Regions from separate parts of the Mus musculus genome. Here all the other regions are linked to region 3. Evidence: chromatin loops called from intact Hi-C (ENCODE). Cell type or tissue: heart. All regions are shown on one strand. Region 1 has its middle 140 kb from the start of Slc7a11. Region 2 overlaps Gm29230 (a long non-coding RNA gene). Region 3 has its middle 41 kb from the start of Gm35891. Region 4 overlaps Gm35891 (a long non-coding RNA gene).

Region 1 (8,000 bases), 860 kb after region 3:
AGCATGCTCTCTAGTTGCTGCCATAGTATTGTGAACACAGAAGCAAAGGCCATGACTACTAGGAAAGGCAGTTAATGGTCATAGGTCTCAGTACTAAATGGCTTATTCTTTCCTAAAATTGTCCAGAGGAAGATCCTGTTCATATCATGTGGGAGCTTCATGCCTAATTCCTTTGCACACACTCCTGTAATGTTTTGCATTTCATGTCCCTAATGTGCACTGAGTTGCTTTAAGTGAGACTCTGCAATACTTCTGCCACTTGATATCTCCCTTTCATCTTTTCTCTTGGTAAGAGTTCACGTTCTCACCTAATAGACCCCGATGAAGAGGTTGTTGCCACCTTAGGCTTTGGATAGTCTTCCAGTGTCCCTTGTCCTACTTCCAGTGGCCTCTTCCTACCTGGGTCACCTTTAGAATCCATCATTCTCTTTCCCATGCTTCTGCTTTGAAAGGAGAGATGTGTCTTGGAAAGTTAAAATCCCTGTTCTAAAACTTTGAGAGTGGCACTCTTAATGCAAGTTATATGGCCATTTTCTTTCCCTGGAAAATAGATCATTATAGAACATAGGGAAATAATCAGTTAAAAACAACAACAGCAGCAGCAACACCACCCAGGGTCAAATTTAACCAAAATTTTTTGAGTCAATAAAATAAAAATAGAAAGTTTAAGTAAAAGAATTTTTCAAATTAGAAAAGGAGGTTTATATTATAGGTCTAAAGGAATTTTCCCTAAAACAGTGCAGAGGCTGTAAAATATATAATTATTTCTCTACTCTAAAAACAATTTATCATCTAAACAACAGAGTAATCCTGGGAAAAATACCAAATTGCTTCCATTGTAATCAGCTTTGTTGTTGTGAGCCATCTCTCTCTCTCTAGCAGCCAAAGGGCTATTAACTTACTGTGAAATTTTGAAGTGCCCTAACTACCAGATTCTGTGAACAACACATACTACACATAAAAGGAAACTTCAACAACTCAGTGCACAACCTTCAGATCTCCCCACGAGGGAATGATAATTGACAGAATTAATGAGAGTATTCGATTACACACAGAGCAATTTTCATCACGGGTAGAGCAGGCCACTAGCCACGAGTCGCATTGTAATGGAGGTCCTCTCAGAAGGAGCGCGGGCTCTTGATTTATTGAAAGTAATCTGTAAATGGTGGTACTATACCTGCTGACTACTGTAGAAATAATTTACAAACATTAATTGCAGGAAAGAGTAGAGCCATTTGCTTCAAAGAGCCCATCAGCAAGCTGTCCTTCCTGTTTTATCAGTAGGCAAAGCTGAGAGCAAATAACAGATGGAAGTGTCCCTCGGTAGCGGCACGGAGTACTGGTGAAATATAGCACAATCTTCCTCCAGTGTGTTATGTTTTTAACAGGGGAGGATCAGAAGCAGAAGAGTCCAGGCTAGGATGAATGACTCCGCCGGATGAAACATCCCTTTCTTCTGGGAAGATTCCTATAGCAGATTGAGCGCAGGCTGTTGATTTCTGAAGCTTGATACAGTGTCATTACCAAAATGCATCTGGAAAAGTCTTAGCAAAGGGGATAAAACCTCAGAAGGCCAAGGGGAATCTGAGGCCTGTTCTAGTCTCTTAATGGGTGGTTAAATTCTGGTTCCATGAATAAGCATGCGAGACACCACAGAAACCACAGAGAAGGCTGCAGTAGACAGCTGTACTTGGTACTCATGTGCAACCTGTCAGAAGTGCCTCATGATGGTAACTAGAGTGTATGAGTGTGTGTGTGTGTGTGTGTGTGTGTGTGTGTGTGTGTATCTTAGTTGTCTGAATGTGGGTCTAAAAACCCTCCTACATCTGTTATATGTATGATTACATTGAAAAAGGTGGTTACTGGAGTCTGGATAGCTGGGTGGAGAGAATGCTGTTTCCCTAATGGAAAAATCTATCAGCCCAAAGTCAGTGACTGTTACTACACAGCTTTTAGGCAGTAAGATAGGAAGTGGTTCTCCATTCCACTAGATCTTTTATTCATGCCTAGTTCATTATCCCTTTTTATAGTAGCGGTTCTTAATGTTTTCCAGGCACCCAGCTTTCCTTTCTACCTCCCTCTCTTTGTCTTTTCTTTTTAAATTCTCCTTCATTCTTTGAACTCTGGGCATCACTGTACAGTCTATTAAGGTGCAAGATCCCTGTCCTGGCTTCCTTTAATAAGCAATACTGTTTCCCCTTCTTCTTGTTTTATTCATTTCCCTTTTTTGTCCTATGCTAAAGGGGAAAATCTCTGTTTATAGTTTAATCTACACACATTGTTCTTTATTTTATCTCTGTGCACTCCTTCATCAGTTCATCTCCTCAATGACCACAACCTTGAACTTGGTTTCTACTCTCACTGACTTCTATTTGGTTGTTACAATGCAAAAGAGAGCCTTACTTCCAAACCTGCATTATTTTTCAAACTACTACCCCTTCTATGGATAGAAAATTCCTTCAAAGATTAGTCTATGTTTCCGGCCATTTTTTTCCCACTTTATTTAATCCTTTTTGTATGGGAGTCTCACTTTCTTCTTGGCCACTCTGAAATTTTCTGCTGAAAGCGTTCAGCTCCTGCCCATTGACTGCCATTGTGATGGCATTAAACCATTTGGCATTGAACCGCCTTTCCCAGCCTGGTTATTCAGGTCTTGGCAGGAAGTAGGGCAGCATGTATAAGCATGACCAGATCCGATACACTCCTTCTCTCCACACAGACAGTGAGGTTACAGACGCAGAGTGTCGCCTTGGCAGTAAGGTGCTTCCATCTGGGGCTAGAACAGAAATTATTCAGAGAAACACAGTAGACTCCACAGCAAAAGATCGTTGGAAGCAGGTTGATCGTGCTCATTGTGGAATTTATAGTGTTCCAAATACAGCACTTCCTACTGTCTGAGCTTTCTTAGCTTTTATCTACCTCTTTCTAACGTCTATATAATTCTGTGAGCTAAGTAGTACCCCCACTACAATTCACCCCCTTCTCTTAATTATATCATGTTTGGTCTAAAGTCCTTTGAGTTAGACATCTCACTGATCCACAAACGGGTACATGGGATGTGCATCTAAGTCCTGAAACTGTAGGAGAAATGGCGTGAGACGTGAGTGTGAGGGAGGGATTTTAGACTGGGAAGGGACACCGTGGCCCCTCATGATTCTCTGGGAACCCATGCATGTGGCAGGGAAAGGGAAGATTAAATAAGGTCTGACTGTGGTCTCTGAAATAAAAGGTGCCCTTGGAGTAAAATAGCTATTGGAGGCAAGGCATTTGGGAAAACTATGTCACCACTGTCATTACACAGATTAAAGATTTATGGGGTTTCAGAGGGATATCCTGAGAACAATAAACAACTGGAAAGTGAGTAATTAAGTTTATTATCTCAAAATTCTTCAGTGCTACCAAGACAAAACTTCAGGAATGCTAACATCATTAGGAATCTCCATGCTCTCAGCTTCTTTAAACTTCTGCATAGTTAAAAAGCTTTTCTCAGTGATTAGTATCAATGTTGTCAAATTAATCTGTGCCCTGCTGGTGCTATCTCATAAATGTGACAATGAATACAAACATGAGGGATCCTGAACCTCAGAGTCAGGTCCTATGAGTGATTCCTGAAACAGAGAATGACTTAGATGCATGGCCCATCTCCCCATTGCTGTGCCAGTCTGCATGGCTCCAAGAAGCCAACTGCATTTTTCTTTTTCAGCTTTGTTCAATGATATCACATCGACTACTACTCATGACAAAGGGATTTCAAGTGTTTCAAATCTGAAAACACCTGTCCTCCTTTGCTGATCAGTGGGCTATAAAACATGTGTAAGTTTTATCTATGCTTGGGAATATCAGAGTATGCCCTTTCTTCTTTGATGGGTATATTTTCTGACCGGAAAAAACTTTGTTCCTGTTTCTTAGGGAACTCTGGTTTAAATATGAAATAGTATGAACACTTGGTCCCTTGCTGATTTTGTTGCTTTGAGATGCCTTGTAAAGACCAAGAAGTAGCATCTACCCATAGAAGTTGTTCCATGATTGCTCTTAGATATTATATTCTCTCTCTCTCTCTGCTGCAAATTAAGAGTAGAAGACTTAACAATTGTCAGGCTTATATGCTGGCCACCGTATAGCCACCTGTCAGCATGCTTTCTCTTATGTGAACTTATCTCCTTAGATCCTGGGCTGAAATAAATGCTCACTCCTTATTTCTTAATTGAGAGTTTTATCATAGTGATGGGTAAAGAAATTAATGTATAGGCCAACCATGTAAGGGAAAATCAGCTCATCTTGAGACTGTTCTTCGACTATCTCATCACCTTCAGGCTTTTAACTAGTGGGCAGATCCCAACGTGTCAGAGAGAGTCAGTAGCATTGTGAAAGCTAGCTGGAGAGAATTCTTTTCATTTATAACAAAAATGGAAGCTATGTGTAAGAATAATAGTGATTTCTAAGCACGATTGACCTTGGTCATATTTCAGTGTCCAACTTTACAAGAGAGTTAGTTTTTTTCTGAGATTTCACAATGGAAGTTTTAGCCAGAGTGGTAGGAGGGAGTCATATCATGGAGGCTTAGTTCTTGACTAGAGGCTAGATTCAATCGTGGCTTTGGATAAGAAAGCTGAGATGCTAGGTGTCCTACAAAATATGCAGTTTATTAGAGAAGGACATCTTCTGAGGTAAAATAACATTCAAACTGTCCTCCCTTTACTTGGTCCCAAGAGGGCTGGAGGATGTCTTTAATCAAGGTCCTGGGAAACGCATTAGTCAAGAGAGGCACAGTTTTGAACAAGACTTGAGCTCCTCTTCTTATCCTGGTGGTAGATGCTTCTGTTGACGTTCTGTGATGGCCTTGAGGATGGACCATTCCAGGGTAGTAGCAGCCAACTGGTGCCACCTACAGGCAAGCAATATAATTGCTATGCCCATCAGAACCAGCAGCAGGCCAAGCCCTTCTTCCTTAAGCTCTGAAATGCAGGAATATATTTTGGTCACCATCAGTTCCTTCACTGAAAGAGGCAAGAGTAAATAGTCCTTTCTGAAGTGCATTATAGAAAATGCTTCACGCGTGGGAAGCATAGGTCTTACCTAGGTCACTATAACAGAGGGCTGAGCACTCACAGTCAATTTTCAGATGTGAGTTCCAACCCATAAGAAGAATTCTTTGATGATGGACTCAGCAGTGAGAGCACCGTGTGTGCAGTCAATCTTCCTCCCCGCCTTCAGCAAGGGATCTCTGGCTGTTTAGTAGCATTGCAGATAAATAGCCTTTAATGTGGCCAGCCTATTCTTTGCTCAGGATTTATGCACAATGGATGTGACATGCTGTCCTTGTGGAGCAAGCATTCTAAAGAGCTGACGTTCCTTTATACAAGTGATCAGGCAAGCATCGTACGCAGAGATATCACATCCTAAGGGTAATGTCTTCCAGGGGTCAACATTCACATAAACATGTTCAAGTACCAAGTGTTATTGTTTTGACTTTGTGACCAAAATAGACTGCTTACATTTCAGGTCATGTACCTAAAATATGTCCTAGATCTGGCTACTCAGACATTTCATGGAAGTGCTGATCTCTGTGTGAACGGAATACGACAGAATGCTAACAAAATGTAAAGGAACCAAAAGACTCTAGATCATGAAAATACATACAACAAACATGATTCCAGGAAGGGAAATGATCCCAGATTTGGGGTGCCTGATGCTGAGCTACTCTGATTCCAGGAGCCCCGAGAAAGGCCACTGTCTTTACTGAACAACAAATTGTACTTTAGGTTATCAATTAAATTTGGATCTTCGTTGGTTTCTAGATAGTTGAGTGCTGCAAATTTTTTCTGCCTTTAGGACTGAAATGGGTCTCTTAAGCAATTGGTAAAGTTGTCATCTGGGTCCCTGGGCCATGGAGCAGGCTATTATGATGAGAACTATTTCCATATTCTAAAGGCCTGAATCGAAAGCAAATCACACCTACAGGTGAATCTAAAACAAAAGCTGTTGCTTTGAGCTCACAAGATGCTGAGTTGCTGATTTGTCTCATTTTTCTATTTCCACCATGTAGAGAGTTTTCAGGCTTTTAGTGTTGGGGTAGAGCTCTAGAGGGAAACACTTGCCTAACACACGGGAAGCCCTGGATTTGACTTGCTGCTCCACAGTAAACAATCAAACACTAGATGATAAAAGAATCCGAAGGAGCTAGGAGGATGCAGGAAATACTGAACATTATAAAGCAGATCCCCCAGGTGTTCATTCAACAAACTCATACTCATTATCCACCAAGATCAAAGTTCATGTGGCAGCTGCCCGAGCTTTAGAACAATGAGAGTCAGGTTCACGGTAGAAGCAAGGAGCTGTGGTTAGATGTTTAAGGGTTTCACTGGCTGCAGTGGGCGTGTGACAGGAGAGTGGCAAGATAAGATAACAAATGTGGCAGTACTCCAAGTGAGAGTTCATTGTAGGGGTTCAGGGACAGGGAGGGCTGCGGGATATATAGGAGGGGGGATGGATGGAGTACAGATTACCTGGTGGTCACAGATTGATTGATGGTTGTCGGCAAGAAGCAATGGAAAAAGTAAAGTAGTGTGCCTGCATTTGTTAACTTGCTCAGCAAGATATATCTACAATCTCTCTATTATCTATCTATAATCTGTGTTTATATACCATCTATAATTTATCATCTATTAGCTATCTACATATGATCAGTCATCTATCATTTTCTATCTAAACTATATCATCTATCATGCATCTACTCATCTACATATCTATTTTCTATCATCTACCTATTATACATATATCACTTCTCTTTTAATCTGTCATCTATCATGTGTGTATGTATCTATCATCATGATCATTAACATCATCATTATCTATCTATCCACATCCATCTATCATCTATCTGTGTGCCTATCTATGTATCTATCTATGTATCCATGTATGTATTTATATCATCTATCTATCATCTATTAAATAAAAAACGAGAACCAATGTTCTTGGTCCTGTATTTAAGGAACGTGAAAGTTTCTGTGAGGATGTTGAGCAATCTTTCATGTAAGAGTGGAGGGTGGGGATGTTAAATGATGAAATGAATGTGGAGTTACTGGTCCATAAATGGGTTTACCAGGTACATTAATAAGTTATTGCAGTCTCTACACAGAAATAAATCTTGTGATGCAGAGCAAAGGCAGTTGATAGATCAGCCGGCTGCAGTGGGTCAGCCAACGTTCTTTAGGAAAGACACATGTAGAAAATATTCGCAGAACATAATGGGCTTAAAGACGAAACAAGGCCATTAGATCATTGGGAAGAGAGGCCCCTTGGTCTTTCAAACTTTATATGCCTCAGTACAGGGGGACACTAGGGCCAAGAAGTGGGAGTGGGTGGGTAGGGGAGTGGGTGGGTGGGGGAGGGTCTGGGGGACTTTTGGGATAGCATTTGAAATGTAAATGAAGAAAATACCTAATTAAAAAAAACGAATTAAAAAAAAAAGAAAGGAGAACACAGTTCAGGAGTTTTCATTTAATAGCTCAATTTATGGTAATCAAAACAAAACAAACAGAACATCTCACAAATCTCCAAACAACCCAAACTCAATTGTGCTAGGATGAGTCCCCTGCCTCCTAAAATCTCAGGTATTCAATCAGGTGAGTCAAATAACATGCAAATTATTTCTTGTTTTTCACGTTGACAATCTCCACTTCAGCCTCATGTCTACTTTTCTGTGTGTAATCTTCAGTACGGGAAAATTGCTTTGCTAACTGCCTCACCTGGGAATTTATTCCACCAGGATCCGGGGGGAAGGTGACAGTGGATTCCGTCTCCTGATATATCCCGTGGTGACTGGTTTTGTTTCATAGGAGACTTCATTTTCATTAAAATGCACTTTCATTCTTAAAGAAAAAAATGAATAAAATACAGGTACAGAGAGTTTAACATGTTGGTTTCTTGTTGAAATAAAGTCTTCGAAAGTTTAAATACAACCACTTTTTATTGATTGGCTTAAAAGTACACATCAAGAC
Region 2 (8,000 bases), 96 kb after region 3:
CTGTCTTGTGGGACAAGAGATGCAGTAAACCCCACATACTTAATGGATGTAATGGGTGATCTTTTTCCCCCCCTAGGGATACTGCATGTGGCTGTCTGAGCTCTGAGGCCCTTGCTGCGCACTTGGCTTCTTCCTGACCTGCAGTAAACCCACGTACCCTGCTCGCTGTGCATTAGAAGTAAACAGATGCACAAGTTTGAATCGATATTGGCATTAAGCGGCTCCTGAGCTTTCTGTCAGTGTCTCCGATAGGAGAGGCTATTCTCTGGTTGCAGTGGGTTTGGGCGACAGGAAATTTAAGACTAAATGGGCTGGAAGTTTAATCCTTGGATGCACTTAAGTCTCCTGATTGTTACCTCAGTCAATAGGAGGAAGGGGGTGCTCTCTGTTAGCACTGGGTTCTTCTTTCCCACTGCTCAGACTCTTCCTGCCCATTGCTTCAGGCTTCCTCCCATGGCGAGATGTCTGGGTTTTGCTTGCTCAGAAGCTCAGGGGTCCGTGGAGCTTTACACCGATTCCCACACTGACCGTCCTCAGTGTCTTATGTTATTAATCTTGCAATTTATTTTCTACATCAAGAGAAAGTACCAAGTGACCAAGCACACGCTGAAGTTTCTAGAAAGGAAAGCCACACCATGTTAAAGCTTCTACGGGGCCGCTCCAATTATAAGGATGTCCGTGACCCTGGAGATCAGAGATGTTACTGGTTTGGAGACAATTACCTGGTCTATTTTTAATAGACATCCATTGTTCACCTCTGCATGTGACCCGGCATCCTTATGACCATCAGGTAAAATCCTGTTGGAATGTACAAACAGACCCTTAGCTCCCACCAACCGGAAAGCTAAGAATGTCACCATGAACTATTGATACCTATAGCAGAGACTTCTCTCTTTTGTTATAACCACCCACCTGGTATTTACACCACGGAATTAAAAAAATAACCATTGACTTATTGCATTCTCTGCTTGTACTATTAAAAAAAAACCCATTACCATATTGCAACATGAGTTTTCAGGTAACCTAAATCTGCATTCTATGGCTGTGTCACTCACTCTTGGCTCCAGAATAAACTTCCTTAGTCCCTTGAGGTGAGAGGTGGGGTTTTGAGTTAATACCAGCCACTAGGGTTTAGGAGAGTTTGTGTCACCCGTGAGTGCTTAGGAGCTAGAACATCACCCTTCACAGCAGCTTCTGTTAACTGGATCATTCATTTGTTTATTTTGTGGCTCTGAGGATTGAAAACAGGGCCTTGGGAAGCACTTTATACTAAGCTGTGCTCCTAGACCCTGTTTAATTTAATTTAATTTAATTTAATTTAATTTAATTTAATTTAATTTATGTCTACGAGTGTTTTGTCTGTCTGTATGTCTGTGCACCATGTGTATACCTGGTGCCTGTGGAGGAGGTCAGAACAGGGTATTAGATCCCTTGGTACTGGAGTTACAGACAGTTGTGAGCTGCTGTATGGGTGCTGGGAATTAACTTGGGTCCCCTGGAAGAGCAGATGGTGCTCTTAACCACCAAATCATTTCTCCTCCCTGTTTTTTTTAAAGACAGGTTCTCAAAGAGTACACATGGAGGGACCCGTGGGTCCAACTGTATATGTAGTAGAGGATGGCCTTGTCAGGCATCAATGGGAGGAGAGGCCCTTGGTCCTCTGAAGGATTGATGCCCCAGTGTAGGGGAATGCCAGGGCAGTGAGGTAGGAGTGGGTGGGTGGGTGGGGGGAGCACCTTCATAGAAGCAGGGGGAGGTGGGATGGAAAAGGAATTTGCAGAGGGGAAACCTGGAGAGAGGATAACATTTGAAATGTAAATAAATAAAATATCCAATAAAAAATAAAAGACAGGTTCTCACTCTATAGCCTTGAATAATCTAGAACTCACTATGTAGACAGATTGACCTGGAACTCACAGTGACTTGTCTGTCTCTGCCCTCCAAATGCTGAGATTAAAGTATGGACCACCGTGCTCAGCCACTATGTAGTCCTAGCTGTCTTTGAACTTATAATCTGTCTTCACCGACCCAGTCCTTGGATCACCACACCCCGCTTCTTAATTGTGATTCTTAACACAATTTTGTGGATCATGGATCTATATGAGAATCTGATAATAATCATGGATCTTATCATGGGAAAGAAAACGTTAGGAGGTGCAACCATTTACATGCAATGTCAGAAATGTCTGAGCTCCCGGGAGTCTAAGCAGGAGCCCATTCGGGGTACTGCCTCCTCTTTAAATAATCAGTTGATAGAATATACCTGAAAGAACTCTTGTTGCTTAGGAGAGACTAAACAAATACCACATAATCTAAGCAGAAAAGACTCCATGCTGCCCCCAGGACATCTATCTGTAGCTTCCCCTTATATTTAGTTTTGACAATCTGTCATGGCCAAGTGACAGAGATACCTCTGAGCAGAGAACATCATCCTTGACTGACATGTCTTTCAGGTAGCCTGCTGAACCTTGTTTGGACACATATGGCCTTTCCAAACAGATAGACAGACAGATGGACAGACAGACAGACACAGACCCAACAAAAAGCCTTCCCTTTCTTGTTGGACTCTTCCATGGAGTCCTGAGTGTGCTGCTACCCAATCAGGTGGAGTGTTCTGCTGATGTCCCTGTCTCTGCTCCCTACATGAGATCGACGACAGTGATCCTCAGGCCCGGCTCTGTGTCTGTATTTTGGCAAACTGTGTGGTAACCACTTTCCAGACAGGGCTGGAGATCTGCCTAAGCCTTATGTCATCCCTTCAGATCCAGGGTGATGAGAACCGGTTCCTCCCTACCGACATCTGTGCATGCAGCCCGCTTTGTTATATGTTTAAGTGCAAAATGGGATGTTGGAGGCTGGCTGAAATCCAATTTATCTGAGCCACATTAGCAGTTAACCTGGAGGATTCGGGTACCTTGGATTGTGTTTTTATAGCCCTGTTACCAGGATTGGTTTGTGTGCTGTGTAAAGCAAGTAAATGAACTGGATAATCGCCATATTTCTATTCTACTCCGTGCTGTGTAGCCCGTGCCTCTGGAAGCAAAAGTTCTCTCTACAACAAAGTCACTTCTCAAGAACAATTATGCCCCCTGGGGGTGAATATCTCTGTCACTGTGTGCCAAGGATGACTAAACAAATTGGCTCTGAAATCACCTTTCCTTCATTTAACTCTTATTTGATGTTTTTCCTGCTGCAGACCAAAGAAGATAACAAAAGGACACTCTAAAACAAACAAACACCACCACCACAACAACAAAAGTCAAACAAATAAACAACTGCCATGCTAATTGCAGCCCCCCCCCCCGCTAATGGAGACACCTTCACAATGTGGAAAAAACAATGGTCCAGGCATTATTTAATTATTCTACCTCTGCTTTTTAAATATCTGCATCAGTGAGTTTATGTATCAAATGTTAACGTGGATTAAGATCAACCAGGGGTCGTGCTAAGAGGTCCATCTTGACTCAGGGGTCTGGTGACACGAGGAGTCTACATTTTGGACAAACTCCTAGCCACGTGGTTGCTGCTGGGCTGTGAGCAGACCTTGGAGATGCGAGATATACCGGTTTGTGAGGTATCTGTGCACATCCACGAGGACACCTATCACCCAGGGCCTCTTGTAGCTCCTCTCCTGGCTACGCTGGTTGCTTCTTACAGCTCAGCTCTGCTTTCTTTCAGCTGGTGGTAAGTGGAAATCTAGAGCAGACTAGGAAAGTGGACTCGGGAATGTAAATTCCCTGAGTTTTACAGTCTTGATTCCGCAAGGTAGCAAGGAGCAATCTTGTGGAGCTTGTGTAGGATGTGAATGTGGTGCTGGCCACACTCACGTATTCTGTCTTCACCCTCCCTTAGTGCCTTAGCTTGTTCACTGTCTCTCAGAAAAACCCCCGGAACTCTTTCCTGGAGCCAGCTGAGTTGAGACGAACAACGGACACATGTAAACATTTATCCTTTCCATCCCAAGTGCCTGGTGTCTCTGAGCAACTGCTAGTGGCTGTGCTTCTTCAATAACAGAGTAAACCATTAGCCTTTGTGAGTTCCTTCTTCACCGCTCAGTGACCAGGGCCAGATCTCCTCATCTCAAGTTCTCTGCTATTCTGTATTTCTAAGAACCCAGAGAAGTGGAAGCAGTCAACATTGTACCTGCCTGTGGCTTTTTACCCCTGAACACAAAGGCCTTTGTTAGTCCTTTTTTGTTTCATGGCAGGCAGAAATGGGCCTCTCTCTCTCTCTCTCTCTCTCTCTCTCTCTCTCTCTCTCTCTCTCTCTCTGTGTGTGTGTGTGTGTGTGATGGTCACAGGATGGTATGTGAGGAATGTTTCCCTCTATTTCCTGTTGGAACACTGCCTGTTTTGTGTTTTATTTTCAAAAGGAAAAAAAATGGTTTATGAAAAAGAATTCTGCCTTGGAGAAATGGCTTGGTTGGTGAAGTGCTTGCCGGGTAAGCAGGAAGACCTGCGTTCCATTTGCAGAATCCTGAGAAGTAAGGCAGGTTGGGCATGCACGTGCATATGACCCTTGTGCTAGGGAGGCCGGGGCGACAGAGCCTGGGGATCCACTGCTCAGCCGGCCTAGCTGACGTGGGGTCCCCCAGGTCAGTGAGAGACCCTTTAACAGAGAGAGAGAGAGAGAGAGAGAGAGAGAGAGAGAGAGAGAGAGAGAGAGAGAGAGAGAGGGCATTTGAGGTTGACTTCTAGCCTCCATTTGTACCCATGTATACATGTGTTCATGCACAAAGAATTCCCACATTCGAAAGTGAGACAGTGGGAAGGAGAGTCCATCTTGTCACTTTTCCTCTTCTCTGCTTCTCTGAGTATGACATGGAGACCCATCACCCTAACGTCAGTTCCCCAAGGTTCAGCTTTCAAAATCATTATGTTTCTGTGTAAATGGTGATGCTAGGCAACTGAATTGAGGAAGTATGCTGTTTAAGGGCACGCGTAAACCTGTGTTGGACCGGGGATGCGAGAAATGAATATAGGGAAGCTGTTCCATATTGGGGGCGGTGAGGGACGTAGGCGTGGCCCAAGCACTCAGTGGTTTAATCTCACTGCTTTTCCTGTGTGGGGACTGGGGATTAGCTGTTTGTAATGAAGACCAGGACTCATTGGCTTAGCTGAGAATGAGAGGAGGGTGGGCAGGGAGGGAAGGAGGGAGAGAGAGAGAGAGAGAGACACCACCGGTTTTCATTCTTGAGGTCTGGTGGGCAGGAAATGAAGCAGAGCACGGGGAGTGGGTGATGGATGACCGGAGGGGACTCCTCTGTCCTTGTACAGTATCCGTTCACATTGGATTGGCTTTGGAAGTCCCCATCTACAAACCACAGGGGCTGGGCTAAGATTCTAAATCAAGTCTTTCTCTTTTCCTTGCCTTGCGTGTCGGGGAAGTGCTTAGGCACTGAGTAAAAGAGCAACCCTAGATTTTACATGGCTCGGTGGAGCATAAGTCCTTCTGTAGCTGTTAGGCAAATGGATTTGCACTTCATTCTGTATATACACATATGTATATACATGTATGTGTGTGTATATGTTATATATATATATATGTATGTGCATATATGAATGTATGAGTGTATGTATGTATATATATTATCTCTTTGTCTTTCTCTCTCTTTACACACACACACACACACACACACACACACACACACACACACACACACGAGTCTCCCTTTCCCTTTTCTTACTGAAGACCAAATATGGGGTGTTCCTTTGCAGAATGTTGTTGTGAAGGCTGCTGTCTAGTTGAGTCGCTTCTGAAGCAAGTACAGTCAGTGTCATTAATTTCCCCCTGTGCCGTGTGGGCTGTGGAACATGATGAATCGCGTTGCCACTTCAAAATGGGAGCCTTCCGAGGCAGGTGGCTGAGTGGGCTGGCGAAAGGCTTGGGAGGGTTAAGACGCTGTGCTGTCAGCAGCAGGGCCACCCTTGCGTAGATGGATGGCATTCTGGAACAGAGTGTGAAGGGCTGGGGCTGCAGTCCAGATGGAGAGGGGCAGAGATGCCCCAGCCACACAGCTAAACCCGAGACCTGTTGTGGGTTCCTGCATTATGGTCGAACAAGGTCTGATTAGTGTGTGGCTAGAAGACCACCCAGGATGGAGAAGGGACCAGAGATTGTAGTGTACATGGGAGAGATCAAAGATCAAGCTCATTTAGCAGCCAAAGAGCAATCTCTGGTCTTGTCTCTGTCTTATTTATTAACTTCAGTTCTTCCAAGACTGTAGGGAAGGATTTGGGATGGTTCCATACGACTTCCAAGGAGGAAATGGAGCCTCTTTTGGCTCTGTGGAAGAGAAAAATTGAGGTAGAAAAGGCAGCTTCCTGGGAAAGTGAATTTCTGTCACTTCCAGGGGAATGTGGAGGCCAGGATGCATTTGGCTCAGGTGACCTCTAGAGACCTTTAGATGATGTCAGCCAAAGATTCTATGGCTTTTCATTGCCTCACTTCTCAAATGGCAAGTCACAGGCAGTTTCTGGCCCCGATAAAACTACTTGTCCTGCCTGGGACAGACTCTTAATTTCCTGTGGAAGTGGAGCCGTGAAAGGATTGTCTTGACTTGTTTACTGTTTCCCCTTTCAGAAATTAGAGAATGAAAAAGGATGCATAGTTTCTATGCAGCCGCAGTTTAGAGGACAGAACATAGAGTTTAGAATTGGATTTTTATCTCGAACATGTACTTTTTATGTGGTTTTAAGCAAACACCAGACCTTTAGCGAGTAAACTGTGACTGTTGATGTTCCCTTTATGTCATTGTAAGCATTAGCTGAGGAGATAGGGACAGTGGGGGCGACAAGGCCTGGCACCAAGCTCACTCAACAGGTGGAAGATACGCCGTAACAATGGAAAGTAACAGTGCTGGGGCCAGGAATGACTTCAAAGACAAGGCTAGCTCATATGCACAGCAAACCTTTGTCTGGGGGTAGGAAGGTGACTCAAAGACAAGGCTAGCTCACATGCACAGCAAACCTTTGTCTGGGGGTAGGAAGGTGACTCAAAGTCAAGGCTAGCTCACATGCACAGCAAACCTTTGCTGGGGTTAGGCATGACTCAAAGACACGGCTAGCTCACAAGCCCAGGAAATCTTTGTATTCGTTGCTGTTGTGAATAGTGATCAGAAGCTTGGTGGTCTAAAGCAGTAGAGATTTGCTCTCCCTGTCCCAGAGGACAGACCCCAGAAGCAAGGGTCCCCTGGGCTGTGTTCTCTTCTGTGATCTCTCTCTGCCTCTCTCAGCTCCAGGGGGCTTACAGGTGGCTCTTAGCTGTGGCCCTGTGACTCCCATCTCTGCCTCTGTTTTGACATGGCCTTTCCCATGATGTCTGGGTCCTTTCTTTTTCAAGGACAAGATTGGTTCATAAACATGGAAGTCCTTTGTATTGGTTTTCAAGTCCAGTTAGACATAAAATGTCTGCTTGTGGGCTTCAGTGGGGAAGGAGATGAAGGAGGAGCTGTGGTGTGCGGTTCTATGTTGTATCCGCAGCTTTCTGGGATAGAATTGGAACGGGCAGTCTTTTAAACGGTGGCCACTAAACCCAGTGGTCCGTCCCACAAAGCTAATCTGTGATTCTCCACACACAGAATGACACGCAGTCTGAACTCAGTTGTGAAGGTAGCGGACGATCTCTTGGTTGCGAGTCTAGCCTATATCCTATATAATACATGCCTGAGTGAGGCACTAGTCTAGAGCATGGAAAGGGAAGAGGGCTTCTAGAAGGTCCATTTGCATAAAGGATCCAGAAAATCAGACGGGAGCACAGCTCAGGGACCCTTTGCTTCTGGGGTCTGTCCTCTGGGACCAGGAGAGCAAGTCTCTACTGCTTTAGGCACCAAGCTTGTGGTCATTTGTCACAGCAGCAGCCAATACAAAGGTTTCCTGTGCTTGTGAGCTAGAAGATCTCACTCCCGTGGAAGGCAAGAGGCAGATGACAAGCATGACCCTTCAGCTCAGGGTTTCGATCCTGGGTGGCATGCCACTCAAAGCCCGCCTGTGGTCTCTTGC
Region 3 (8,000 bases):
CATCGTTCTGATAAAAACCCTGAGAAGTGCTTGGGCTGATGGTGATTCTCTCTGTAAATCTTGATCAGGGTGGACACATACATTACGGGAAGAGAGAGCCTCTGTACATTTGGAGTTTCTATGTGGGGACTCGCTCAGTCTTTTCTCCTGCTCCTCAGTCTTCGTTTGTCTTCCCTCCATGCACCCCCCTTTCCTCCTCACATTTCTCCTTTATGCCTGCATTGCTTTGAAGAAACACAAATTGTTTGAAAGCTGGTTATTTTGATCCCTTACTTTGCTGGCAGGCGACTTTGACTCTCAAATGTGTGACTATGTGGTCTTTGAAGTGTGTTGTTTTTTTGGGTGTGTGTGTCTCCATTACAAACCCTCAGGTTTGGACATATTCATGCCCAGACTTATTACAAGTTGAGTGGAGGCAGGAACTGAAGGAAGGGCCACCTGATTCTCTCAGGAAGGTTGCCTCTCTTCCCTTCTTTCCCTTCAACCCTTGAACCAGGTCAGGGGCTTCTCTTTGCTGCTCTCATGATCTTTTTTTTTTCTTTTTAAAGATTTATTTATTATTATATGTAAGTGCACTGTATCTGTCTTCAGACACGCCCGAAGAGGGCATCAGATCCCATTATAGATGGTTGTGAGCCACCGTGTGGTTGCTGGGATTTGAACTCAGGACCTCTGGAAGAGCATTCAGTGCTCTTAACCACTGAGCCATCTCTCCAGCCCTGCTCTCATGATCTTATGCACATTTTCATCGTTGCATTGACCATTAAATCACTGGCTGTCTCTGCTGCTTGTCATTGCTGGGTGATTCTTAGTCATTGGTGGAGCTCAATGGGAAGACTAAACATTAGTGTCCCCAGGGTAGTGCAATGCTAAGATTAGAACCACTCTGTTATAATGATGTCTAACTTAGTAATAGTTTGTTTACTCCATTTCTTGGTTTATTAGCTTGAACAGATAAGAACCAACATTGGTGAGGAATTCCCTAGTGGAAGTTCTTTGATTTAAAAAAAAAAATCACTGAATGCGGGTTGGGGTTTGTGACTCTGAGGTCAAGCGTTTGACTAAAATGAGAGAGAAGCCATCCTCAGCTCTCATGGGGGGTGGGTTGGGGATCAATAATCAGTGAAGGCAGTTTGAGTACCTGCCTCGGTCTTTCAGAGAGAAGACACTGGAAGGCAAATGGTTAATCAATACAAGATAAATCAGTGGGTTTAGGAAGTAATGACTGTTTTTTCTGTCTTTTTTAATGGTAGAATCTCTGCTCTTCCTCCCCCTTCATCCCCTTTTCCCTCCCCCCCACCTCTTTTTTGAGACAGGGTCTCATTGCGCAGACTTGGCTGGTCTGGCGCTTGCTATGTGGACCAGGTTGACCTTGAACTCATAGAGATCCATCTGCCTCTGCCATCCTTGTGCCTGGCCAGAAGGCCCCCCCCCCCCCAGCGCTTTAATTATGGCTTCTAGGACAGAGAGAAGGAATGGAGGTAGGAAGTGAAGGGTCTGCACATGTGTTGCATGTTGCTGATGTTGGGATAGATATTTATATGCATGGCTGGACAAACTCACATTTAATTTTATGAAGAACATACAACACACAACAAGGAAACAAGCTTCGTGATCAAGTCACAAGTGGAACTCAAGCCAGGGTGGCAGATTCCTTTCAAATTTAAGGCTCTTGCTCACTAAAATGATGTTTCTCTTACAAACTTTCTGGACAATTTGGTGTAAAGGAAGGGTGTCCATCTTTTTTGACATTGTGACATGGCATACATCCTTACGAAGATGTTGGCCCCTGTTCCTAGTCATCATAGGTGCACGTAGTTGGAGGACTGCAGGCTGAACATATGTGCTCATCAGAAAACTCTGGCCCTGGCCTTGGTCCTGGCCCTGTTCTGCGTCTTCTCTGTGCTTTCTGAGCACAGAGCCTTCAAATACCCAGAGCGGTGAGAGAAAAATGTCATATTTAACTTAATGTGACAAAGGGAATATAATTTGATGATATTTCTAATGTTATTTATTGTTATTTTTAAAACATCTGATAATGTGATTTTCCCACCCAATGCAGATTTCTAATGAGTTTTTGGAAAATGAATCAAGCTACTTATTTTATGAGGTGGGGGAGAGGGGAGAGAGGAGAGGGGAGAGGGGAGAGGGGAGAGAAGACAAGAGGGAGGAGAGGGGGAAGGGGAGGGGAGGGGGAGAGGGAGGGGAGGGGGAGAGGGAGGGGAGGGGGAGAGGGAGGGGAGAGGGAGAGTGGGGAGGGGGGAGGGGAAAGGGGAGAGGGGAGGGAGAGAGGAGAGTGGGGAGGGGGGAGGGGAAAGGGGAGAGGGGAGGGAGAGAGGAGAGGGGGGAGAGGGGGAGGGGAAGGAGGGAGGGAGGGGGAGAGGAGACTTATGCTATGTGTACTAATAACAATCATGATCAATTAGCCTTTCTCTTATTTATTCATTTATTTATTTATTTATATTTATTTGGTTTTTTGAGACAGGGTTTCTCTGAAAAGTCCTGGCTGTCCTGGAACTCACTTTGTAGATCAGGCTGGCCTTGAACTCAGAAATCCGCCTGCCTCTGCCTCCTGAGTGCTGGGATTAAAGGCGTACTCCACCGTGTGAGGGGATGTGGGCTTGAGTGTGGAAGCCAGCGAAGCTGGTTTGTTCCTTTCAGTGTGGAATCTCGAGGCATGCAGGGTGAACACTTTGACCCACTGACCCATCTCACCATCACTTCTTTGTTTTAAGATTTGGGGTTTTAGAGTGAAATTTGTTAACTTTCACTTTTTTTTTTTTTGGCCTTGAGGTTCATTTATTCATTATCTATCTATCTATCTATCTATCTATCTATCTATCTATCTATCTATCTATCTATCGATACTACACATACACCTTTCTGAACTCCTGCATTGTTAAAAATGAGGAGGAGTTGGGAGAAGGGAGAAGTGCCACCCGAATATATTGTATGAGAACAAACCACCGGGAAACTTGAGTTTGTCCTTAAAAGCCAAGGCCTCTCCCGGGTGCAGACTAGCATGTATCTTCAAGTCTGGGGTTAGAGCTTTTCTTTTTGGGACATGCTCCTCCCATTGGAGCCTGGTGCTTTTGACCTGGACCCACCCCATTGTGAGGGCTGACGGGTATCGTTCTGTAAGACACAGACTTGCTGATTTCCTTCAGAATGGAGCATGCCCTCAAATGTCCATGCGTGGCTTCCTTCCCTTATCTTTTTGACTTGGAAGGACAGACAGGGATGGCTGTCAGCTAGTCTTTGATGTGGGGGACAATGACTAATAAAAACATTGAAATCATCTTCTCCTCCTATTTCACTTGACTCCCGGTGTCTGTCGCAGACCCTGCCTGATTGACAGAATATTACCCAGATAACCCCCTTCTTAAGTGGCGGCGAGGCAGCAGCGGGCAGTTTTTCATTTAGAGTCTATCAGCTGAGAATTGATAAAGTCATCATGGAACAACTGTAGTTTGACCCCGACCTGACAAAAGAGATCGAAAATGTCTTGGATAGAGAGAATCACGGGGCTGGCTCCATCCCTGCCTGGGAAAAAGCGTTGGAGTGGGCCAAGGGCTAACACCCAGGCACTCCACGAGTATGTTTAATAACTGAGAAGTAAATAATGAAAGGGATGTCAATAAACAATCGCGATTTAATAAATTATTCATTTTAACAATCCTACCAGTGTTTGCCCAGGGATGTAGTGTTTTTTTCTCCATCTGCGGTATTGGTCTGAACCTGCCTGGTTGCGGAGCTGTTCACCATCGTTGACAGCAGGGGGCACTCACGTCACGCCAGAAACATGCCAAACTCGTGGTTTATGTAGGAGGGAAAGATGGAGCAGATAGAAAAGCTTCAAAAGGAGGTGGAGGGGAATATAGAAAATGAGTGGAGAGATACTGAAATGAAAAAAAAAAAATTTCCGCAGGCAGATCAAATTCACCCTTGCACCGAAGCAAAGCGTAAAGAAATAAATAGAAAACAGTCACTCTATATTTTGCTGGTTAAAATAACTTATTTATTTGAAACTCATAAGATGACAGATTTGGAGCAGTCAGGGCAAGGGCAAAAGAGATATTCGAAATTTAACAGATTTATTTCCATCTCGAAAATTCCACTGTGATTTTTTTTCAGGAAAGACTCCCAGATCACAACTGATTCTCTTGGGCTGATGTGAAACACGCACACAAAAAAATGATTAAAAAAAGCAAACTTCCAAACAACCCCCAAACAGCTGTTGAGGGGCTATAGACTGTGTGTTCTTCTTCTTCTCCTTAGAGGCAAGGTCTCACTGTGGAGTCCGGGATCGTCTGGAGTGTTGGGCTCACAGGTTTCCGCGCCTTTGTCCAGCTGCCGAAGCCTTTGGAACAAAGCCCCACCACAGTTTAAGGCTAAGTTTTCTCGGAAATGAACTCCTAGGGTCAGTTCGCCTCCGTGTGTGCTTTCTTTTCTCATGGACTGTGTGACAGTCCCCACTTTATGAAACTGTCCCATGTGAGGCCACGCTGCTTTTACACATTGAAGAAAGGCCGTCGTGGTCCCCGGGATATTTACTGTGAACCCAAGGCACAGAAGAATGTGTTCTCGATCGATGGCCATGCAGATGCTAAAGCGAGTGGTATTTATTTATAATAATGCGTGAGGCGGCCCGCAGGGAAATGTCATCTTGTTTGTAATCAATCTCGGTGTGAGGCTCCTGCTGCAGCACAATCAGGCTCTGCATTAAGTGACAAATTGGCTTCTTCTCCTCATTCGGACTGTCATTTCTCTTCAGTGGGGATACATCATCTCTGTTACAAGGCCTCGGAGCTTGTACCACACACAGATACACATGCATATGCAGGCCCTGCCAACGTACTCGGGATAAAAGCCTCCAGCGATAGCGGGTATGACAGGAAACAGGAAAATGAGAAGGGCCCCCTGTGCTCACCGTGTCTTGCCGCCTGGTGATGTCATTGTATCCCGTGAAGGCGTGTCACTGTTAGGGATTGAACTGTCTCTCAAAACCTGTGCGTTGAAGCTCTAACTGCCAATGCAACAGCATTTTTTTAAAAAATGATTTATGTGAATAGGTGTGAGGGCGTCAGATCCCTGGAAGTGGAGTTACAGACAGTTGTCAGCTTCCATGTGGTTGCTGGGAATTGAACCTTGGTCCTCTGGATTGAAAGCAGACAGTGCTTTTAATTACCGAGACATCTCTCCAGTCCACAAAGTTTACTGCCCCCTCCCCGCCTTTTTTTCCTGAGATAGAGTTTCTCTATGTAGCTATGGCTGCCTTGGACTCACAAAGATGCCTGCCTCTGTCTCCTGAGTGCTGGGATTCACAGTGTGGGCCAACACTGCCTGGCTGCCACGGTGATAGTATTTAACAACAGGCTCAGGCTTGAGTGTACCATGATAGAAAAATTGAGACTCTATAGGCTTAATCTCTAGCTATGCCTTCATCCCTAAATAGGCCATTTAGGGGGTAATTAAGGTTAGATGAAGGCCCAGGAATGGCACCCTAATCCAGCTCAGCTGGTCCTCTTAGTACCCCTCTTTTGGAGTCTTTGAATCAGGGATTTACTCAGTAGCCCACATTGGCTTGGAACTCACTAGACCCAGGCTGCTCTTGAATCCATTATGTGGCCTAGACTCGTCTTAGACTCATGGTCTTCCTGACCTGTATTATGGGCATCATGTCCAGCCCTCCATAGGCCATTATCCAGTTTTCTTTTTTTCTAAAACAAACCTGGCTGTCCCGGAACTTGCTCTGTGGACCAGGCTGGCCTCGACCTCAGAGATCCACCTGCTTTTGCCTCCTGGGCCGGGATTAAAGGCACGCGCTTCCATCACCTGGAGACACACAACTGCTATTTGCTGCTGCTATTCTAAAGTGAGGAAGGGATGCTAGATGTGAATAAGGATTTTCCTCTCTGAGTATGAAGGTAGCCACCTGCTCAGAAGAGACTTTGGACTTTTAAATAATGTTGAGACGATGATAGACGATTGGGACTTTGCAAGTTGGACTGAACTCAGTTTTGCATTATGATAAGACTATAAGCCTTTGGGGGGCAGGGGGGTGAATAAGAATGGCTTCCCTTAGAGTCATATAATTGGATGCTTAGTCATCAGGGAATGGCACCAGTTAGAATGATTAGGAGGTGTGGCCTTGTTGGGGAACACACCAACAGGAGTAGGTGTAGCCTTGCTGGAGGAAATGTGTCACTGGGGGTGGGCTTTGAGATTTCAAAAGATCAAGACAGGCCTCTTGTTTCTCTGTCTTCCTGCTGCCCACAGATCCAGCTGTAGACCTCTCAGCTGCTTCTCCAGCATCATGTCTGCTTGCATGCTGCCATGTTCCCTGACATGATAAGAATGGACTAACCAACTGTAAGCCAGCCTTGGTTTCCTTTATCAGAGTCGCCGTGGTCATGGTGTGTCTTCACCGCAATAGAACATTGACTAAGGCAGACTCAAACTTGCTTTCTTTTACATAGGAGGATGAAGGGGCTGGCTCCAAGCTGGGGAGCTGGCATTTTGATGTTGGACTTCAATTTACTAGAGCTGGGAAAGAGATTTCTGCTCTTTCAGTTTCTCAGTCTGTTGGGTTTTGAAATTTAATTTAAAAAATATTTTGTATCTCTCTCTCTCTCTCTCTCTCTCTCTCTCTCTCTCTCTCTCTCTCTCTCCCTCTCTCTCTCTCTCTGTATGTGAGTACATGTGCACATGCCATGGTGCACATCTGGAGGTCAGAGGGTAACTTGTAGGAACCAGTTCTCCCCGTCTCCCACGTTGGTTCTGGGGCTAGAACTCAGGTTGCCAGGCTCGGAGGCATGCACATTTGCTCGCTAAACCATCTTATTGCTCCCAGGCAATGGATTTTGTGTGTGTGTGTGTGTGTGTGTGTGTGTGTGTGTGTGTGTGTGTGTGTGTGTGAGAGAGAGAGAGAGAGAGAGAGAGAGAGAGAGAGAGAGAGAGAGAGAGAATCTAAGCAGACAGAAGCAAAATCAGCAATAGGAAGTGGAGTGTGGCTCTAACAAATATCTAAACTTGTGGAAGCAGCCTTGAACTGAGAGCAAGGTATATTCTCAGAAAAGCCGAGAAGGGCTCAGAAAGGCAGGGAGTTCTCTCTAGAGGAAGCTTCAGGTTTCTTAGAAAATGCATAAGTGATCATGAATAGGATGGTGGTGAGAACAAGGATGGGGAAGGTCATTCTGGTGACATCTCAGACGGACGCAGGGAGCAGCGTGTCATCGGCAGCGGAGGGGGAGTGCCTTTACAAAGAGAGCACCTTGGGCAGAATTGTTTCATGTTCTGATGTTTGGTGGAAGGCAGAGCTCACAAGCAATAGAATTGGATATTTAGTGGAGGAGCCTAGTAAAATATTTTTAGGAGAGCATAGGTATTCTCTCTCTCTCTCTCTCTCTCTCTCTCTCTCTCTCTCACACACACACACACACACACCGTTTTATTTTCTTTTTCATTTCTCTCATCCAGTCTTCCTCCCTTGCCCCTAAGCATCTCTTCCTGGCTCCCCATCTCCTCTCAGATTCCTTTTTGCTTTCTTTCTTGTTTCTAAAGATTATTCAGTATGTCGTGTACGTGTGTGGACATCTTCAGAGTTGACTCTCTCATTCCACCACATAGGCTCTGGACTTTGAAGTCAGGGCGTCGTTGAGTTCTTTGCTAGCTCTTGGCCAGAGGCAGCCCATAGCATTTCTGGGCTGTCTGCAAACCCTGACTTCACACGCCTCTTCAACTTGGCTTCTTGTTTCTTCAAAGTCAGTAGTGGAGAGGCAGAGAGGGCAGCAAAGTGAGCGCTCTGGGCCCCTCTGTCGCTCCCAGTAGGCCATGCAGCTGAAACCTAGGATGCCACCCCTTCACCTCTGCTTACCTCCGCCCCCTACAAATATTTGGAAACCAAAGAGGCAATGATGAAGAATGTCAGAGCAGTAGCTCTGTGGTCAAGGCTTGGATCTCAGGAGTCTATTCGCCTTCTTTCATTTCACCCTGTCTGC
Region 4 (8,000 bases), 47 kb after region 3:
GAGCTGATCCCTTTGCATCGTCTTGGTGTTTCGGAAGTTTCCCCTCAGCCCGTGCCCCTGTCTGTTGCAGACATGGCTCCCTGTGGAGCTGTGGTGGAACGAGCTGGGTGTTCCAACTCAGATTCTATAGGCAGAGGCCCTTCTTGTGTTATTTCCCCCTCTAATTTCTCCTCTGTCTTGTTCTCTGTTCACAGCAGCCTCCACAGAGGAGTCATTAGAAAAGAAAATACTTCCGTACTGAGGCTATCAAAGGCTGAATAGCAGCACCCCGACCTGGAGGATCATTCCCTCTCATGTGTTTTCTGATGGTTTGGCAACGCTGCTTCCCAAACATCTGCAGTAAACATCCCCCACCACAGGTGTGTGCCTCATGTGGTCATCAGGTGACTAAAACTGAGGACTGCAGTCACTCTGTGGCCTGGGTGCTCCCAGGCCAGCTCTCTGGACCCACTTTGGTCTGTGACCCAATTTGAGGCCATTAAAGGTATGGCAGCTGGGGCTCATGGCCTTGGAAAGTGGGGACATTGTCTCTTTTATAGCACAGCCCCTGAATGCCAACCTGCTGTTCATTTAGCTCCCACACATCCTGCTTCTGCTTCACAGATGAGAAAAAAAATGAGGCACCGAGTAGTGAGAGATTAGATCCTGAGTTCGTCGGTTTCCATCTTGGAGCTGAAGAGGACGGACGAACATCGCTTCTCCTTCTGAAATGGGCTGATTCTATGAAATCACTCCTTCCAAATTTATACAGACTGCTGATGAGAGCACTGCCTCTCTAATTTCCGTGGGATGTGAAGGGTTTTCTAGCAATTTGCAGGCCGAGCTGAATGCCTCTTTGTGCTTTCCAGTGTGTCTAAAATAAAATCTGTGGAATTGTAGCGGGGGGGGGGGGGGGCTTCTGAAAAAGTCTCCGTGAAAGGAAAGTGCCTTCCTCATAGCCTCTGCTCCACAAAGGGAAAAAGATCTTGACATTTTCCCAGGCGTGAATGAGCAGGTGCAGCAATTGTAAAAAGGTAATGGCAGGGTTTCCCAAGAGCTCTGGGGCAAGGACAGGCTCACGACTGAATTTCTCAATGAGCTTTGCAGGGGAGGATATGTGGGCTGAAGTCTCGGGTGCCGGTATGTCTTTTAGGCGAGGGACAAAAGGCTGATTTCCTGGGTCTCTTCCTCTGTTCCTTTTCAGTGCTCTGAAGACCTGGTCTGCTATGAATCTGAGTACCAATGTGCATAATGTGCATCTGCAGGCACGTATGAGTGTATCTGTCTGTCTACCTATCATTATCATCTATATCATATGTATCTATGTATAATCTATGTAGTTATCTATGTATCTACCTACCTACCTATCATTACCATCTATATCACATCTATGTATTATCTATCTATCTATCTATCTATCTATCTATCTATCTATCTATCTATCTACCTATCTAATTTATCACATATATCTATATATAATCAATCTATCTATCTATCTATCTATCTATCTATCTATCTATCTATCTATCTACCTATTTATCTATCATTATCATCCATATTATATGTATTGATGCATACATATAATATGCATAATCTATCTATCATCTACCTAATTTATCTTCTATCTTTCTATCATCTATCTATATCTCATCTATCTACATATCTATAAGTCATCTACATATCTTCTATTTCTCTATACGTTTTCTATCATCTATCTCCATCGTCTTTCTCTCTATTGGCCTGTCAATCAAAACTTACCTCTCCTTCATCCACGCGTCTGCTCGCTCCTCTCTCTTTTTATTTTACTTGCTTGTTCTCTCTGCCTCTTCTCATTTTTGTCTTGCTGGGCTGAAACTGCTTGTCTTCCTGGGAAAGATGAATAATGAATCAGTGTTTCCCACCTGTGGTCTGTCAATCTTCTTCCTGAGTGGACTGTGAACTGTTAGCTTCATCAAATTAAAAATTCTAGTTCTGCCCTGGAAGATGAGACATTCATCTATAATGGTTCCTAAGGGTTTTCAGAAATTCCAAGAGAGTTGAACAGTACTGCTCACAGTGAGGGCCTTGTCTTCTGAAGGCCCTTGGGGGCTCTCGGTGTGCTCCTCAAGGGGATGGCCTCAAGTACCTGATGCATTCAGTTTTCTTTGCCTCCTGAGTTGTGGCTGGGGTTTGGTAGCTGTAGAGTCCCATAGAGTTCTTAATATAGTATTTTTATTAATTCTTTCAGAATTTCACACAGTGTATTGTGATCATATTTATCCCACATTGCTTCTAACTCCTCCCAGACCCATCTCTGTCTCCTCACCCATTTCTAACTTCTTGTCCTCACAAGAAACAAAAGAAAAACCCAACCCGTTGAGTGCAGAGTGTGCTGCCCATATGCTCATGGGTATGGTCTCTCCACTGGAGTGTCACTCATCTTCCAGGAGCCACACCCTCTCACAGAAGCCATTGTCTGTCAATAGATCAGTGATGGGCCAACGGAAGAGATTTTGTCATGTTCGCAACATACTGTTTTGCTTTGCTCCTTTCTGAACCCTGCCCAGAATCTTTGGTCTCATATTCTGTGCTGGTCCCTGAGCTCTGTCTCTGTCTCTCTGTGGCTGTGTGTCTGTCTCTGTCTGCCTGTCTCTGTCTCTGTCTCTGTCTCTGTCTCTGTCTCTGTCTCTGTCTCTCTCTCTCTCTCTCTCTGAATGTGTCATTTGTGCCCTTGATGAGTTGTGAATTCTTCAGTTGTTAACTGTTGTCCACTTCACAAAGAAACTTCTGTGATGAGGCCCGGGGACTGCACTAATTATGGACATGGAGATAAGAGTTTAGAAGGCAGTTTGATATTATGTCCATTGAGCTAAATATTGGCAATAGGCTCAGCCCTGGTGCGAGTTACATGGTGGTTCCCTTAACAGTATATCTTCCTTAAGGAGTTTAAAGTCTGACAAAGGAGACATGCCTTTTTTTTTTTTTTAAAGCAAATGTACTCACTCAACCACAGGCGTTTTGGAGAGCAAGGCATCCCTGTCTCCCCCCAGCCTTGTTTGTGCTCCTAGTCTTAGTAGCTACAGCTAAGTTTGTTAAGAGCATTTAGTGCACTCAGGAGCATTTAACATATGGCAGCACTCTTGATCCTGACAGCAACCCAGCCAGGCAGGTCCTTTAGTAGCCCTGCTTTTCAGGACAGGGTGAGTAAAGAAGCCACAGTCCTTCTGATGAGGAGTCACACACATTCTGTTAGGAGATGAAATAGGGGATTATAGTAGTGAATATCTGTTCTACCTACCTTTTACTTTAATATCCTCTACTCATATCAGAAAATAACCAAGAGATATTTAAAAATAGGGCACAGAATGAAAGAGAGCCATGACTGCTGGATGCGCTGTCTTTGCACCGAAGGAAGTAGGGGAGGTACTTGTGACCACACTCAGCTGCTGGCCTGATCCTGAGAGCGTCTCCAAGATACCCGTGGCTTGAGTTTTATATCCTGGGTGTTCTGAACCTTGCAATGCCAACAATGGTTTCCCATCATCGCCAACTCTCTTCCTCACAGATACAAAAGACTGATGTACCATCTTCCCATCTGTTCCCATCTGACCTTCCCCTTAAAGTTTAGGGACAAAGTGTTAGCCAGCTTTTAGATACTGTATAAGAAGACAAAAGGAGCAGGGCAGTGTTGGCGCATGCCTTTAATCCCAGCACTTGGGAGGCAGAGGCAGGCAGGCAGATTTCTGAGTTCGAGACTAGCCTGGTCTACAAAGTGAGTTCCAGGACAGCCAGGGCTATACAGAGAAACCCTGTCTCAAAAAAAAAAAAAAAAAAAAAGGAAGAAGAAGAAGAAGAAGAAGAAGAAGAAGAAGAAGAAGAAGAAGAAGAAGAAGAAGAAGAAGACGACAAAAGGATGTCTAAGGAAAAGGGTTGACTTGTGGGCATGCTTTCCATCCATGGTCACTTTTGTTTTGGGCTTGTGTCCTCACACCGTGCCATGGTGGGATCACATGATACAGGAGGTCAGGCTGCCTCACGCCAGCCTGGAAACAAGAAGGAGAGAGCACAGGGTCCTAATAGTATCTGCAAGGGCATGTGCCCAGTGACCTAACCTCCTGCCCAACCCCTTATAACTTACACCTCCATTCCACAGTGCCACAGGTTTGGGACATAGCATTTAAACCTGATTCTTAAAATGACAGCAGCTAGAACAGAGGTTGGTAGGAAAGGAAGGGAAGTTATAGATTAAATCCTCAAGCCTCTGACAGCTTTGTTCCTCTGCTTTTGGCAAGTAGCGATGACACAGAGATGCTACCTCTGTAGCAGTATCTAGATCACATGCCACCAACCACAGAAGCTGCTGTCCATGGTGCCCTTAGAAAGACCCATTAACCTCACTTTCATGTAGCCTACATCTGGCTTCTGTTTATAACCAGAGTACAGAGGAGGAAGGCCTCTCTAGTGCAGGATATTGACCCCAGGATCTAAATGTAGAAGTCATGTGGGGTGATTTTGCATGTGTCCCTTCCTGATGCCACTTGGAATGGTGTAGGGCTCTCAGCATGGAACATTTTCAGGCTCCTCTTGTGTATGCAACACACACACACACACACACACACACACACACACACACACACACACACACCATCCACTCTAGATAGCTTGCTTCCAGCAGATGACTAAGCAGGGGGCAGCCATGAGATCCAGTAGCAGCTCTTTATGGGAGCCAGTGTGGAAATGTCATGTATCCAGGACACTGTTTTCAGGCACAACAGTTCTGGTGTGGGCCAATGCTGTTTACTGCCAAGCCCACTTAGAACTCTCAGAGTTTTCCCTGCCAGGGCCTCCATCTCTTCAAATTCCTAGAGGAAGCCATTGGTGAGGCATGACAGACTTTGAGCACTAGATGGCACTAAAGGTCCGTGGAACTTTTTTTGGGGCAGCTTTGAGATCTTTAATTCTGCCTTTAGAGGTGAAGAATCCTTGCCAAAGAGAAGAGACCTCGACCATAAATTCCACACGCAGTAGCAGGTTCATAATGCACCGGAGTGACTGCATGCAGTATTTTTTCTCCCTGAGAAATAAAATTTCTCTTTCAATGGAGAAGGTTGTTCCTTTACATCTAACACGAGCTAATGTTAAATCTCTCTCTTAAGTAGCAGAGGATGATGGAGCCTTTAATGTGTGCACTGACCAAGACACAGGGCTGCGTCTGCAGTGAAACGCAGACTGATACCTTCAGGGACCGAGAAGGAGTAAGTCATATATTCTGCAGAGAGAGGGCTGTTTCTCCTCTTAATCATGGACATTTGACTTGTCAAAAAAATGTTTTCTCATTGATTGCCCGAGACAGAATGTACAGGCTAGAAAGACAAGCTTCCCAAAAACCTCCTTCACTTGGAAGAGATGTTAAGGGAAAACTAGTGACTAATATCTTTCATTTAAAACACATTTGCCTGTTGGACAGTGTGACAATAATGTGTTGGTGGGACAGAGATACATTTATTTTTATTTTGATTCTGCTTCTTAACTTCCCCTTGGTATTACCTGAGAAGCAGGACTCATGAACATTAAAATAAGTGCTAAAACGAGCCAACCTATAATACAAGCATCCAGGAGTCAGAGGCAAGAGGACTAGGAAATCAAAGCCCTTTCTGGCTACATTTTGAGATTGAGGACAGCCTGGACTGTATCATACACACACACATACACACACATACACACACACACACACACATACCCCAAAAAAAGAAAAAAAAAAGAAAAGAAAGAAAAGAAAAAAGAAATGGAACATTATCAGAAAAATCTATGTGTGCGTGTATGTATATGTATATGTATATGCATATGTATATGATGTATATGTATATGATGTATATGATGTATATGATGTATATGTATATGATGTATATGTATATGATGTATATGATGTATATGATGTATATGTGTGTATATATATATATATATGTATATATATGTATATATATATATATATATATATATATATTGCCATTCATTCCTCTACCTCCCAGTTTATTTCCATTATCAATCCTTTTATTAGTAGTGGCATACAACAAAATCACTGAAACTTCCTGATTATGATGTTCTTTTTGGCACCTTATTGGCGAACTCTTTGTTTATCAATTGCAAAATGTGAGACGAGGAAAATAGAAAAGCCTGTAACAGACCAGCTAACATACCTACACTTAATTTGCGGCTGAGTTACGGCTCCTTTGACATGTCTGCGGTGGTGGCTCACAGCTGAATCCTCACTGATTGCTTGGCACAGAAGCGGAAGGGCAGGTGTCCTGCATGTCACCTCCACTCTGCCATGCCCAGCTCTTGGCATGCCGACTGTGATGGAGTGGGGTCAGTGCCTGCCTGACGAGTGAGTGGCATGCGCCTGGCTGCCGGCCTGACATGGCGAGAACATGCTCATTTCCACATTGTGGAGGTGTGGGATTGTGAAGCCTGCTTGTTCCACGCGGATGCTTCCGGTACAGAGAGAGGCTCCCAATAGTTGTGACTTGAACAACTAGGATAACCAGCATCATACTTCATTCTCCAAATGGGGACAAATTGGGAGCTTTTCAAAGAAATCAAGGCAAGATTTTCAAAGAAGAATGTGTCAAGACATTTGTGTGTGTGTGTGTGTGGTGTACTTGTGTGTTTGTGCACATGTGTGTGTATGTGTGGAGGCCAGAGGTCAGTATCATTGGTGTTCTGATGTTCTTCACCTTACCTCTTGAGACATGGTTTCTCACTTAACTTGGAGCTTACCACCTGGCTCAGTTGGCTGGCCAGGAAGCCCTGGGGTCCTTCTGCCTATCTGTATCCTAGCACCAGGATCATAGGCACGTGCGTCACACCTCATACTTTTTAGGTATGTTCTAGCTATCCAGACTCAGGTCCTTGTGTTGGTCCAGCAAGCAGTTTACCCACGAGACACGTCTCCAGCTTGTGGCAAGTTACTTCTAATACTTTTTAATTTTTACTTCTGTTTTATGTGTATAAGTTGCTGTATCCTAGCATGGCTCCTGGGACTTGAACCTGGACAGCGAGGGAATGAAGGAAAAGCAGACATCTGGACACACAGGAAAGCAGGGACCAGGTGGACTGAGACCTCTGTTAGAGAGATCACCACACCTTAGAAGCTTAACATGTTTATTATAGAGAGTTGAATAGAGAGGTGAGGTTACTGCATACAGAAGAACAAGAAGCAGGTCACCCTGTATAGATGAACATGGAGGCTAGATCTGTGGTCTACAACTGGATCAAGGAGACAGGTGTAGCTAGCCTGGGAAGGAGTGGTCTCTGAGGAGAACAGTCTAGGCCATAACACAGGGAGAGAGCCATGCTGGCTGGACGTTGTATGCACACACTGTCAATATGAGCACTTGGTCCCTCATGGAAGGCTTTGCAGTCCTTCTGAGCCCAAGATTGTGACGTCCTTAACATGGCTGTGTCCACTTACAGAGGACTTCACTAACTCTGGGTGTTCACTGCTCTTAAACAATGAGCATTTTGTCTCCATGTATGTACTGGAGGAGGTCAGAGGAGGCCATGAGATGCCTGGAAATAGAGTGTCTGTGAACTGTCAGGTAGGTCTGGGAACAAAACACTAATCTTCTCTGAGGGTAGCAAGTGCTCCTACCTTCTCAGCCCATTTCTTCTTTTCTCCTCCTCCTCCCCCTCCTTTTTCTTCTTCTTCCCCTTCTTCCTCTTTCTCCTCTTCTTCTTCCTTTTTTTCCTCTTTATCTTCCTATTCCTCTTCTCCTTTGTTTTTTTTTTTTTTTTTTTTTTTTTTTGGAGACAGGGTTTCTCTGCATAGCCCTGGCTGTCTGAAACTCACTTTATAGACCAGGCTGACCTTGAACTCAGAGATCCATCTGCCTCTGCCTCTCAAGTGCTGGGACTAAAGGTGTGAGCTACCATGGCTGGCTTTCAGCCCATTTCCCAATACCTGGCCTTTATTACTGTGTTATCTCAAGGAGGAAGCAGTTACTTTGCTAATATTCTTGCTTGCCAGACTTTGATGGTATTTT

Evidence for each region. A loop is a pair of places that touch in the nucleus more often than their neighbours do. Peaks named below come from ENCODE experiments on the same cell type or tissue, not always from the same donor. Only the 100,000 strongest peaks of a DNase experiment are listed, where the experiment ranks them.
Region 1: a loop joins it to region 3, with 14 times the contacts of the local background. A loop is called at or near these places in 10 of 42 quality-filtered maps.
Region 2: a loop joins it to region 3, with 2.5 times the contacts of the local background. A loop is called at or near these places in 5 of 42 quality-filtered maps.
Region 4: it touches region 3 in a loop (2.7-fold over the local background); 5 of 42 quality-filtered maps call a loop at or near these places.

Annotation. Positions count from the first base shown.
Region 1 is chr3:50,301,209-50,309,208 of GRCm38, reverse strand. No RefSeq gene overlaps it. Among named protein-coding and RNA genes, the nearest start is that of Slc7a11, 140 kb to the left of the region's middle. In heart, a CTCF peak has its summit at 4,897 (motif pointing left); no DNase peak of the experiment used is centred here; H3K27me3 peaks cover 229 bases.
Region 2 is chr3:51,070,451-51,078,450 of GRCm38, reverse strand. All of the region lies in intron 1 of Gm29230 (a long non-coding RNA gene), which reads left to right. Among named protein-coding and RNA genes, the nearest start is that of Gm29230, 15 kb to the left of the region's middle. In heart, a CTCF peak has its summit at 3,086 (motif pointing left); no DNase peak of the experiment used is centred here; H3K27ac peaks cover 721 bases.
Region 3 is chr3:51,166,197-51,174,196 of GRCm38, reverse strand. No RefSeq gene overlaps it. Among named protein-coding and RNA genes, the nearest start is that of Gm35891, 41 kb to the right of the region's middle. In heart, no CTCF peak of the experiment used is centred here; a DNase peak (open chromatin) is centred at 3,786.
Region 4 is chr3:51,119,053-51,127,052 of GRCm38, reverse strand. Gm35891 (a long non-coding RNA gene) reads left to right here. Exons shown (of 2, transcript XR_375614.2): 2 at 195-362. Among named protein-coding and RNA genes, the nearest start is that of Gm35891, 5.9 kb to the left of the region's middle. In heart, a CTCF peak has its summit at 4,855 (motif pointing right); a DNase peak (open chromatin) is centred at 4,722.